2 separate regions of the Homo sapiens genome follow, and region 1 is linked to region 2. Evidence: chromatin contacts called from ENCODE Hi-C or POLR2A ChIA-PET data. All regions are on one chromosome and are shown on one strand. Each heading gives the region's core, a stretch centred on a gene start or an enhancer-like site at or near the end of the contact. The rest is flanking DNA. Distances are from core to core; before and after follow the strand shown. Region 1 overlaps FAM171A1 (family with sequence similarity 171 member A1). Region 2 overlaps NMT2 (N-myristoyltransferase 2).

Evidence for each region. Hi-C counts contacts between places; a loop is a spot of excess contacts on that map. ChIA-PET counts read pairs that join two places held with the same protein, here RNA polymerase II (POLR2A). Pooled maps may share reads with other maps.
Region 1: a pooled map shows a loop between it and region 2 (4-fold over the local background). The contact joins two enhancer-like sites. A Hi-C loop is called at or near these places in 2 of 50 pooled maps. POLR2A ChIA-PET finds 5 or more read pairs at or near these places in 5 of 52 experiments (activated CD4-positive, alpha-beta T cell, activated CD8-positive, alpha-beta memory T cell, activated T-cell and 1 more).

The regions. Positions count from the first base shown.
Region 1 is chr10:15,251,321-15,256,289 of GRCh38, reverse strand. It overlaps FAM171A1 (family with sequence similarity 171 member A1), which reads left to right. Exons shown (of 8, transcript NM_001010924.2): 4 at 1,411-1,569. Among named protein-coding and RNA genes, the nearest start is that of FAM171A1-AS1, 45 kb to the right of the region's middle. RefSeq lists an enhancer at 1-576. Within about 2 kb of position 2,214, at least 5 of the 41 ENCODE cell types and tissues checked have a DNase peak (open chromatin) inside an H3K27ac peak, as active enhancers do.
Region 2 is chr10:15,121,352-15,125,598 of GRCh38, reverse strand. The region is part of intron 8 of NMT2 (N-myristoyltransferase 2); the gene reads left to right. Among named protein-coding and RNA genes, the nearest start is that of RPP38, 26 kb to the right of the region's middle. RefSeq lists enhancers at 1,498-1,637, 2,544-2,723. Within about 2 kb of position 1,743, at least 4 of the 41 ENCODE cell types and tissues checked have a DNase peak (open chromatin) inside an H3K27ac peak, as active enhancers do.

The sequences.
Region 1 (4,969 bases), core at 965-3,464, 130 kb before region 2:
GAGCTCTAAAACTCCCTTTTTCTAGAACACGTCTAGACAGGCTTCTTCACTCCTTACAAGTTCTTTGATCCAGAGTTAAAAGGAACCCTGGAGTGGAGATAAAGCCCACCAGCTCCGTGCAGAGCTGTTGAAGCAGGACAGCAGGGGGCCGGGAGAAGGAACCCTCAGCAAAGCACAGGTGGAATGTGGTCTGCCTCAAGCCTGGGGTTGGATCTACAGTTTTTCTCTTAACAATGCTTTTGCCAGGTTTGCACAAAATTACCTAGCACCTTTACGTCTGGTGAATATCACCGCAGCATTAGGTAAAAACCAGTTCAGGTTTTATGATCAAAACAACATCTGGGCCAGGCGCGGTGGCTCACACCTGTAATCCCAACACTTTGGGAGGCTGAGGCGGGTGGATCACCTGAGGTCAGGAGTTCAAGACCAGCCTGGCCAACATGGTGAAACCCTGCCTCTACTAAAAATACAAAAATTAGCTGGGTGTGGTGGCGGGCACCTGTAATCCCAGCTACTTGGGAGACTGAGGCAGGGGAATCGCTTGAACGGGAGGCAGAGGTTGCAGGGAGTTGAGATCACACCGCTGCACTCCAGCCTGGGCGACAAGAGCAAAACTCCATCTCAAAAAAAAAAAAGAAGAAGAAAAGAAAAAGAAAATTTGGAGCAAAGTTAAGCTGCAGAGGACGGCACAACCAACTGTCTAGGGCCTGTCAGCCCAACCTGTCCTCCTACACAAAGGAGTTGAGTTTGGTGAAGAAGCATCATTTTGCATCATTTCAAAAGTCTCATCCTAAATTCTGTGACATAATCCATCACAAGTAGGAAGCACGCCTCCAGAATAGACTGGATGATGACAAATGGCAGCTCCCACAGAAAGAGAAGATTCATTGCCGCTGGGGTATTGTTTGCAATTCTTTTCAAGGTTGCACTGTTAATTCCCTTGCCCTCCTTCAATTTGGTTCATGGCATTAAACCAGATTTTTCCAGGGAGATTAAAGACGGGTTTGCAGCGGTATCAAAGAGTATCTCTTACATTGTTTGAGTAAAGAGATTAATAGTCATCTACTTGTTTCATTTACATGGAGTTTCCCAAAATGCTACCCAGATCCACAGGCAAATGCTGGGCAGTGACAAGACTGCTTGCACATGGAACTTGGAAAAAGCTTTTTGTTAAAAACCTAAATAACATCCTGTGTCAAAACAAATGTGACAATGGGCTATTATTTCTCTCCCCATAATAGCATGTTGTCACATCTCTGTGTCCTGCATGAATGGGGGAAGGGAGGCCTTGTGAGAGGGAGCAGGGTGGGGGAGGCGTGCTGAAACCTTAGAGAGGCACTTCCTGGTTTTGCATTTTCTAAAAACAGAAACTGCTCCTGGGGGAGATAACTCGGAGGTTAATCTCTGCAGGTGCCCGGCCACAGCCTCGCGTTCATTTCCAGAGAAGGGCTCTGAGGTTGCCTGAGAACACCAGCTACAGTGACCTGACCGCGTTTCTCACGGCCGCCAGCTCCCCTTCGGAGGTGGACAGTTTTCCTTATTTGCGAGGATTAGACGGAAATGGAACAGGTAATTGGAGTCTTTTCTCTTTTCAGTGGGAGTTACTGTGTTTTAGTCTTTACATGTGGATTTTAGGTATGATTGGGAGTTTTAGCACTATGTGGGAGAAAGGCACTGAAGGTGCAGAAGGGGAATTCTTGGTACAAGTTCAAGTGCTTTGAAACTGTGTTACGTCGGTACGAGCCCTGCAGAATTACATGTTAGCACATTGGTCTCCTTGAGCTTTTCTTCTGTTACCAGTTGCCTTAAGCACCTTCTCTGAGCTCTCCTTTGGTGGACTAAATATATTCAATTCAGAGAAATTCTTATTGAAATTGCAATTTTTTTAAGTATAAGATTAGACTTAGGGTTTTTGGCCCAGCTGCCCTCTGCCTCGTCCCACGAGCCCCCATTTGAGAGGGTAGCCTGTGGGTGGGTGGGGCTGGTAGAGACTTACCACCCCACCCACCTATGCTGCAGCCAGGAGGGGAAGAGGTGGTGCTTGGTCCAACTCAGAGACAGGCATACCTTGGCTCCATGCCCCACCGGCATGGGGACCACTTAGGATGGGGAGCCTCCGCCCTCTGCCATCTGTGTCCACCCAGCTCTTTCCCACATCGTTTCTTTCTCTGCACTTGCTCTCTCTGTCCTCAACTGGGCATAGAGTGGCCAGGCTTTGAATTTGCTTTAGAATCCGCCCTCTCCTGGCAGGTCTCTAAGTCAGCTGGGTCAGTACCACTATTCTGGCATGCCACAGCTAAAAGATCAGAGAAACTAAAAGCCATCCACCAGAAAATAAGTGATAATTCCTTATCAGAGAAAGACCCAAGACGGGTACCTTCCACCTCTGTTTGTGTCCAACTGCACCATTCTCTGGACCCCTTTGCACTGGAATGGTCCCCACTCCTCCTGGTGGAAGAGGTGTCAGGATTCTGGAGTCCTGAATTATTTTCTTGTCTACCCCACTTTCCTTTCCCCCACACTTTAAACTAATCACAGCATTAAAATTTTAAATCAAAGGCTGTTCTGAGTTGCATTCTGCTAGGAGAGTAACTCACTGCATTTCCCAGGGATACTTGGCTTGAATTTCACTTAATTTTCCAGTGCTTTACATAAACTGATTATTCTGAAAAAGCTTTTAAACCTGAAACATTTGATCCATTTTGTAGCATATTAATAAGTTTCTGGTTATACATAAAGGCAACATGGTGATTTGTTACTCATTTTTCTTCTCTCTGTTTTCCAAAACGTTTCTTCTTTAATTTTTGTGTGCTGATGAGGATGTGATTAACTTGTCAGTAAATATGTCAGTACTTGGTCATCAGAAAGATGGCATAGCAGTCATCTTAAGTAAACATTATTAGGAAAAAAAAATGTTGACTATTACTTGAAATGTGCCGGTCTGGGAGAAAAGTCTTGTTTTGGGGAGCATGAAGAAGTGGTTTAAGGCTGGGTGCGGTGGCTCATGCCTGTAATCCCAGCACTTTGGGAGGCCGAGGTGGGTGGATCATTTGAGGTCAGAAGTTTGAGACCAGCCTGGCCAACATGATGAAATGCTGCGTCTACTAAAAATACAAAAATTAGCTGGGTGTGGTGGCAGGTGCCTGTAGTTCTAGCTACTCAGGAAGCTGAGGCAGGAGAATCGCTTGAACCCAGAAGGTGGAGGTTGCAGTGAGCCAAGATCGTGCCACTGCACTCCAGCCTGAGCAACAGATCTAAACTCTGTCTCAAAAAAAAACAAAAAAACAAAGTTTTAAAATATCATAGCCAGCATCCAGCCTCCCGGACAAAATGGTGCACGATCCACAAAACCCTAACTTGGAGGGACAGCCTCCGTGCTCGGGACTCATTAAATTTTTCTGTGCCCCACTTCCAGTAGCTCTTGAATAAATTATGCAGTCTGAGAAAATGGGGGAAAACGAACACTAAGACACAGAACTATTGATTTTAGAGGAGTTTGTCCTATTTTAAGATCATTCCGTGATTTCAAAGGGAAGAGAGGTCTTTGCAATGTGACATGAAATTTCTCTTCCACGGAAAGAATGGATGACTTGACCTAGAAATGACTAGGCTTTCTTGGAGACCTAGCAGCGAAGGCATCCACCCATAGTGAATTCACACGCGCCCTCGGGGACTTGGAACCTGGGCTCCCTTGAGCACAGACACCTCAGTAACTCACCAGCTCCATGGCGGCCCCTGGGGTCAGTTTGCACACAGCTTGTCTTTTGCCCACAGTCACTCATCTCCTGTTTTACTAAAGGCATCTAAGAGCTCACAGCCTAAAGAGAGCACGCCTGGACCAGACGTGTCTTTGGAAGATGACACAAGTTCATCTCCCGAAGACGCAGAAAATGACTAGCGTCATAACCAGAGTTCAGTGAAGGTGGATGGAAACAGAGAGGCTGCGGAAGAGACTGGAAAGGGCTCCGAAAGGCTGTTTTCTGGGGGTACCATGAAGGTTGTGTTGTTTGGTTTAGAGGGTGGATCCAGAGTTGTAAGTAAGTGGAGAAGCATCTTCTCTTTCTAGCTCTTGGGGGCCCCCTCCTCTCACCGGAGAGCATCGCACTCTTCCCCCAGCTGCTGAGAAAGCACAGAATGTTCCGTGGTGTTCCCAAGGGGTTTTTACAAAAATTGCTTTCACTAATAACTCCAGGAAGACAGAGAAGAGTCAATAAAATGACAGGTGCAGACTTTTCCTGCAATTCCAAAAAGTTGGTAGAATACAGAGCCCAACAGAACCTTAGATGTCAGCTGAGCAGAACCTGTCACGTGACGAGTGACCAGGTAGATGGCCCAAGGTGATACAGCTCCTCTCCTCGCTTGGGCCAGTGGTGTTCTGCCCCGCAACACGATCCTGCTGCATTTGCCTGACACCTGCTTGTCTTTGTGCAGACTTAAAGGGAGCCAGGCAACATCCAGATGGAACGGGAAGGATGACCACTTTCTATATAAAACTCAGTATTTTGTGTAAAATTGGAGTTTCATAACAAAGAGAAGGAAAATAGTTTAGCCCTTCAAAATGTGAATTGTTGCAGAATAGGCCAGGCGCGATGGCTCACACCTGTAATCCCAGCACTTTGGGAGGCCGAGGCGGGTGGATCACTGGGAGGGAGGTCAGGAGTTCAAGACCAGCCTGACCAACCTCATCTCTACTAAAAATACAAAAACAAAGAAAAAAAAATTAGCAAGGAGTGGTGGTGTGTGCCTGTTGTCCCAGCTACTCAGGAGGCTGAGGCAGGAAAATTGCTTGAACTGAGAAGGCAGAGGCTGCAGTGAGCCAAGATTGCACCATTGCACTCCACTCTGGGTGACAGAGCAAGACTCTGTCTAAAAAAAAAAAAAAAAAAATCGTTGCAGAATAAACAACATGGGGACATAGAGGGAGAGTCATTGGGAAGGCATAGAGAAGCAGGCATTTAATGAAGCCCTG
Region 2 (4,247 bases), core at 494-2,993:
GGGCAAATGCTGTTCCACTTTGGTCTCTCCAAATTTCAGTTTCTTGAACCTCAAGCAGCCTAGCTTATGTACAAGGAAAAGACACACTTACATGTAGGTTGCCTACAATGGAGTGAAGAATAAGGAGTTTTAGCACATACCATTGGTTTACTCACAATGATTTTCTTAAAGTGCTAAAGCTATTTTTGACTTGACTCCATTCATCAGCCTTAATATTTTTGTACAAGAGTCAATCTTCTCCTGGGTATAGGCGTGTATTATGAAACCAGACTGTGGCATCTTACTTCCAGTGAACCTGGGTTCCTGGTAGCAGTCCTGTTCCAGTCGTGCTGTGATAGTGACTGCCTTTCCCCCACCCATAAATTGAAGGTTATGAAGTGCTTTCAAATACATTATTCAATTTATTCTCACAGCAACCTTTTGAAGTTAGTACTTCTTATCCCCATTTTACAGATGAAGAAACTGAGGTATGTGACAGTTGGCACTTAGGCGAGGATGTGTTAATATCACCAAGTGGAGGGCTTGGGATGCAGGCCCCAGACCTCCATGTTTCCCTGTTAGCTCCCTCTGCCTCTGCCATCCCCTCTAACATTACCCACTATGGGGACACCATGGCTCAGCCCCACTGAATGTCTCACTGTGAGTACAGCATAAATCAAGGCAGAAAAGGACGATTGTCAAGATGCAAACAGTTCTCATTGGCTTGCCCCAGTCTCCTTTCCCCCTTTTAAGTCATAGGAAAGGAAAGGAAAATAAAGAGTAAATTAATAGAATAAAAGAGAGATTAAAGTACAGATATTATGAAATTGGAAGGTGCTGGCAGCAGTCCCTTGGGTGTCTGCCTCTTGAGTTAAACTGGACAGAACTGCATACACCGGATGCCCCTTCCTCTCCTATGGGCCCAGATGGGTGATACCACTGCTAGCAGTCAAGTTATTTAAGAACATTTTTGTACCATTCAGCGTAAAAGCAAACTTATGGAATACAGCTTTTGCTGTATAGATCAATCTCATTTTCTGCTTCATTGTTACTCTTTTTGCTTGTAGGAGTGCCAGCTTTCTGTCTTTTTCATGGACTTTTGAATATAGGAGCTAACATTTATTGTGGCCGGCGTTATGCTCGACATTTAACAGCCGTAGTCTCATTTACTAATCACAACAGCCACAGGAGGATGGGTCCTTATCCCCATAGCACAGAAGGGGCCATGAGAACACAGATTGACTTGCTCAGAGTCTGCTGGCCAGAAGCAGAGCTGTCGCAGGGCCTGCGCCATTCACAACTGTTACCTAAAATACTAAGGTTTCCCCAAGAAACACGCCTTACGATGCCTCCCTACCCTTTCAGTGTTTGGGGAGATTTTATTTTGTTTTGTTTTTTTGATCTGGTGTTGAGTATTTCCAAGTTCGATTTTGCGCATCTGTGTCAATGAGCTGAAAGGTAATTTGATGTTGATAAAAAGCAGAAGTCAGAGAATGATCCACTAAGGTCTTAGCACTGTGCTGCAAGGAGGGTGTGCTTGCTTAGACATGTCGAGGCATATAAGGTGTTCTATATTTAGTGGCATTAGATGGTTTTTTTAGTGGTTAGCATTCTGTTTGCTCCTTTTTGAATCATATAAATAACCATAATCATTGCTTACATCTCTTCTCTGGAATCTTGGCTCTCAAACGGTTTGTACCACAACTTGACAGATAACAACACTACTGTTTTTTAATAGAGCTCTGAGCTTCATTTCCTTATGTACTTATAAGCAGATTTTACACAGATTTCAATCTACGTAGAGGCCCATGAATCATGCATATTAGTTGGGCCATGGGAAAGGATATCTGATTCAGATACAGAGTTTGCTTATGAAACTGAGATTTTTCTTATTTACTGGAAATGATTCTCTGCATTTTATTGAACTCTCAGAAAACATGACCGCTTCACTATTCCATTATACGGAAGCTAGCCATTTTAATGTAAGCCCAATAGCCTTCCTGGTTCTTTCTGAGGACAATAGTTATAATTTGAGTGTTTGTTTTGCTTTTCAAAAGTTATTTCTTTTTTTTTTTTTTTTTTTTTTTTCTGTGAGACGAAGTCTCGCTTTGTCGCCAGGCTGGAGTGCAGTGATGCGATCTTGGCTCACTGCAACCCCCGCCTCCTGGATGCAAGCAATTCTCCTGCCTCAGCCTCCTGAGTAGCTGGGACTACAGCCACGTGCCACCACACCCAGCTAATTTTTGTATTTTAGTCCATGTTGGCCAGGATGGTCTCGATCTCTTGACCTTGTGATCCGCCTGCCTCAGCCTCCCAAAGTGCTGAGATTACAGGTGTGAGCCACCGTGCCTGGCAGTATTTCATTCTTACACAGATTATTTTAGCTATTAGTCAGCAAATGTAAATATTCTTACCCTGTTTTCTAGGACTTTCTGTTTTTTATAGCTGGTACATCCTGGTGTGCTCTTATGCTTTAATGCTTCTATAAAAATTTGTTCAAAATGCTTATAAGTTGCCAAACTTATGATACTTTTTACCTGAATTTAGGCAACATATTGCTTGTCTAAATTCTGCTACTTATTTTTCTAACCTTTAGAGACCTAAGATAGCAGTTCTCAAAGTGTGGCCCAGGGACCTCTGGAAGTCCCCCAAGATCTTTGAATCTATGCAGTCATTTTTTTTTTTTAACTATTTTCATAATAACACTAGTATGTAATTTTTTCACTTTCATTCTCGTCTGAGTATACTGTGAAGTCTTCCAGAGGCCATGTGGCATGTGTATTTCTGTAGTCTTTTGTTTAAAAATGTTCTCAGTTTTGATTTCTAATGCGATAAGTGTGGATATGCATAACCCACATAAGCAAAGCTCTTTGGAGGTACTCAATCATTATTAACAGCGTAGGCCAGGTGCAGTGGCCCATGCCTGTAATCCCAGCACTTTGGGAGACCGAGGTGGGCAGATCACAAGGTCAGGAGATCGAGACCATCCTGGCTAGTACGATAAAACTGCATCTCTACTAAAAATACAAAAAATTAGCTGGGCGTGGTGGCACGTGCTTGTAATCCTAGCTACTTGGGAAGCTGAGGCAGGATCAAATCACTTGAACCCGGGAAGCAGAGGTTGCAGTGAGCTGAGATCACACCACTGCACTCCAGCCTGGGCGACAGAGTAAGACTCCATCTCAAAAAAAAAAAAGAGTGTAAAAGGGTCCCAAGACCAAAATATTTGAGAACTGCTGCTTTAAGGCGATCTGCTGGGCAGTTCCTTTAGTGGTTTCACAGTTGGATATTCAATGAATGAGAATTGTGCTCCAGAAGAATGTTTTGCTCTAGAAGGAAGTTGGCAAATTTTTTTTTCATTTCTGAATGTTCTCTATTAACAGATATCATATATCCTGTGGCTTTCATTAATTCATCTAATTGCTTGATATTGTTGATTGTTACTGAACCAGTAACAAAAGAAAAAAAATTCTGATATTGAGAAAGGCTATTTGAAATTTATCAAGCTAAGTCTGCCTCATAGCAGAAACTAATTTTTTAAATGACTATGATATATATTTTATATGGTTTTGGTCTTCCCACTAGCATTTAGAAGTGCTTATTTATTTCCAGTGGAGATCTGGACATTTCTGACTCATTGGTTTTGAGAGGTACTAAAAGACTAAAGGTATGCATTGCCTGTTAAATGTGAAGGACTTAAATTCTCTAAATTTAGATTATTAAATGGCATTTTAGCTGAAGTGCTTTAGACATGACATCATCATAATAGAATGGCTTATAGTAAATATTCAGCTGAGGACTGTTGGTGTATAAATACAGAGCATGCACCTCCCATTCCCCTTTCCCCCAGCTAATCGATAATCAATCAGCACTGTGTGTCACTGAAGCTTAGAAACCCCAGCACAGCTAATAGTTGATGACAGCTGGCACTCAAGAGAAAACCTATTTTCCTTGGCCTAGTGTGGTGGCTCACACCTGTAATCCCAGCACTTTGGGAGGCCGAGGTGGGCAGATCACCTGAGGTCAGGCATTCGAGACCAGCCTGGCCAACGTGGTGAAACCCTGTCTCTACTAAAAACACAAAATTAGCCGGGCGTGGTGGCAGGTGCCTGTAATCCCAGTTACTCGGGAGCCTGAGGCAAGAGAATCGATTGAACCCAGGAGGCAGACGTTGCAGTGAACCGAGATCGCACCATTGCACTCCAGCCTGGGTGACAAGAGTGAGACTCCGTCTCAAAAAAAACACCTGTTTTCCCCCTTGGGCTTCC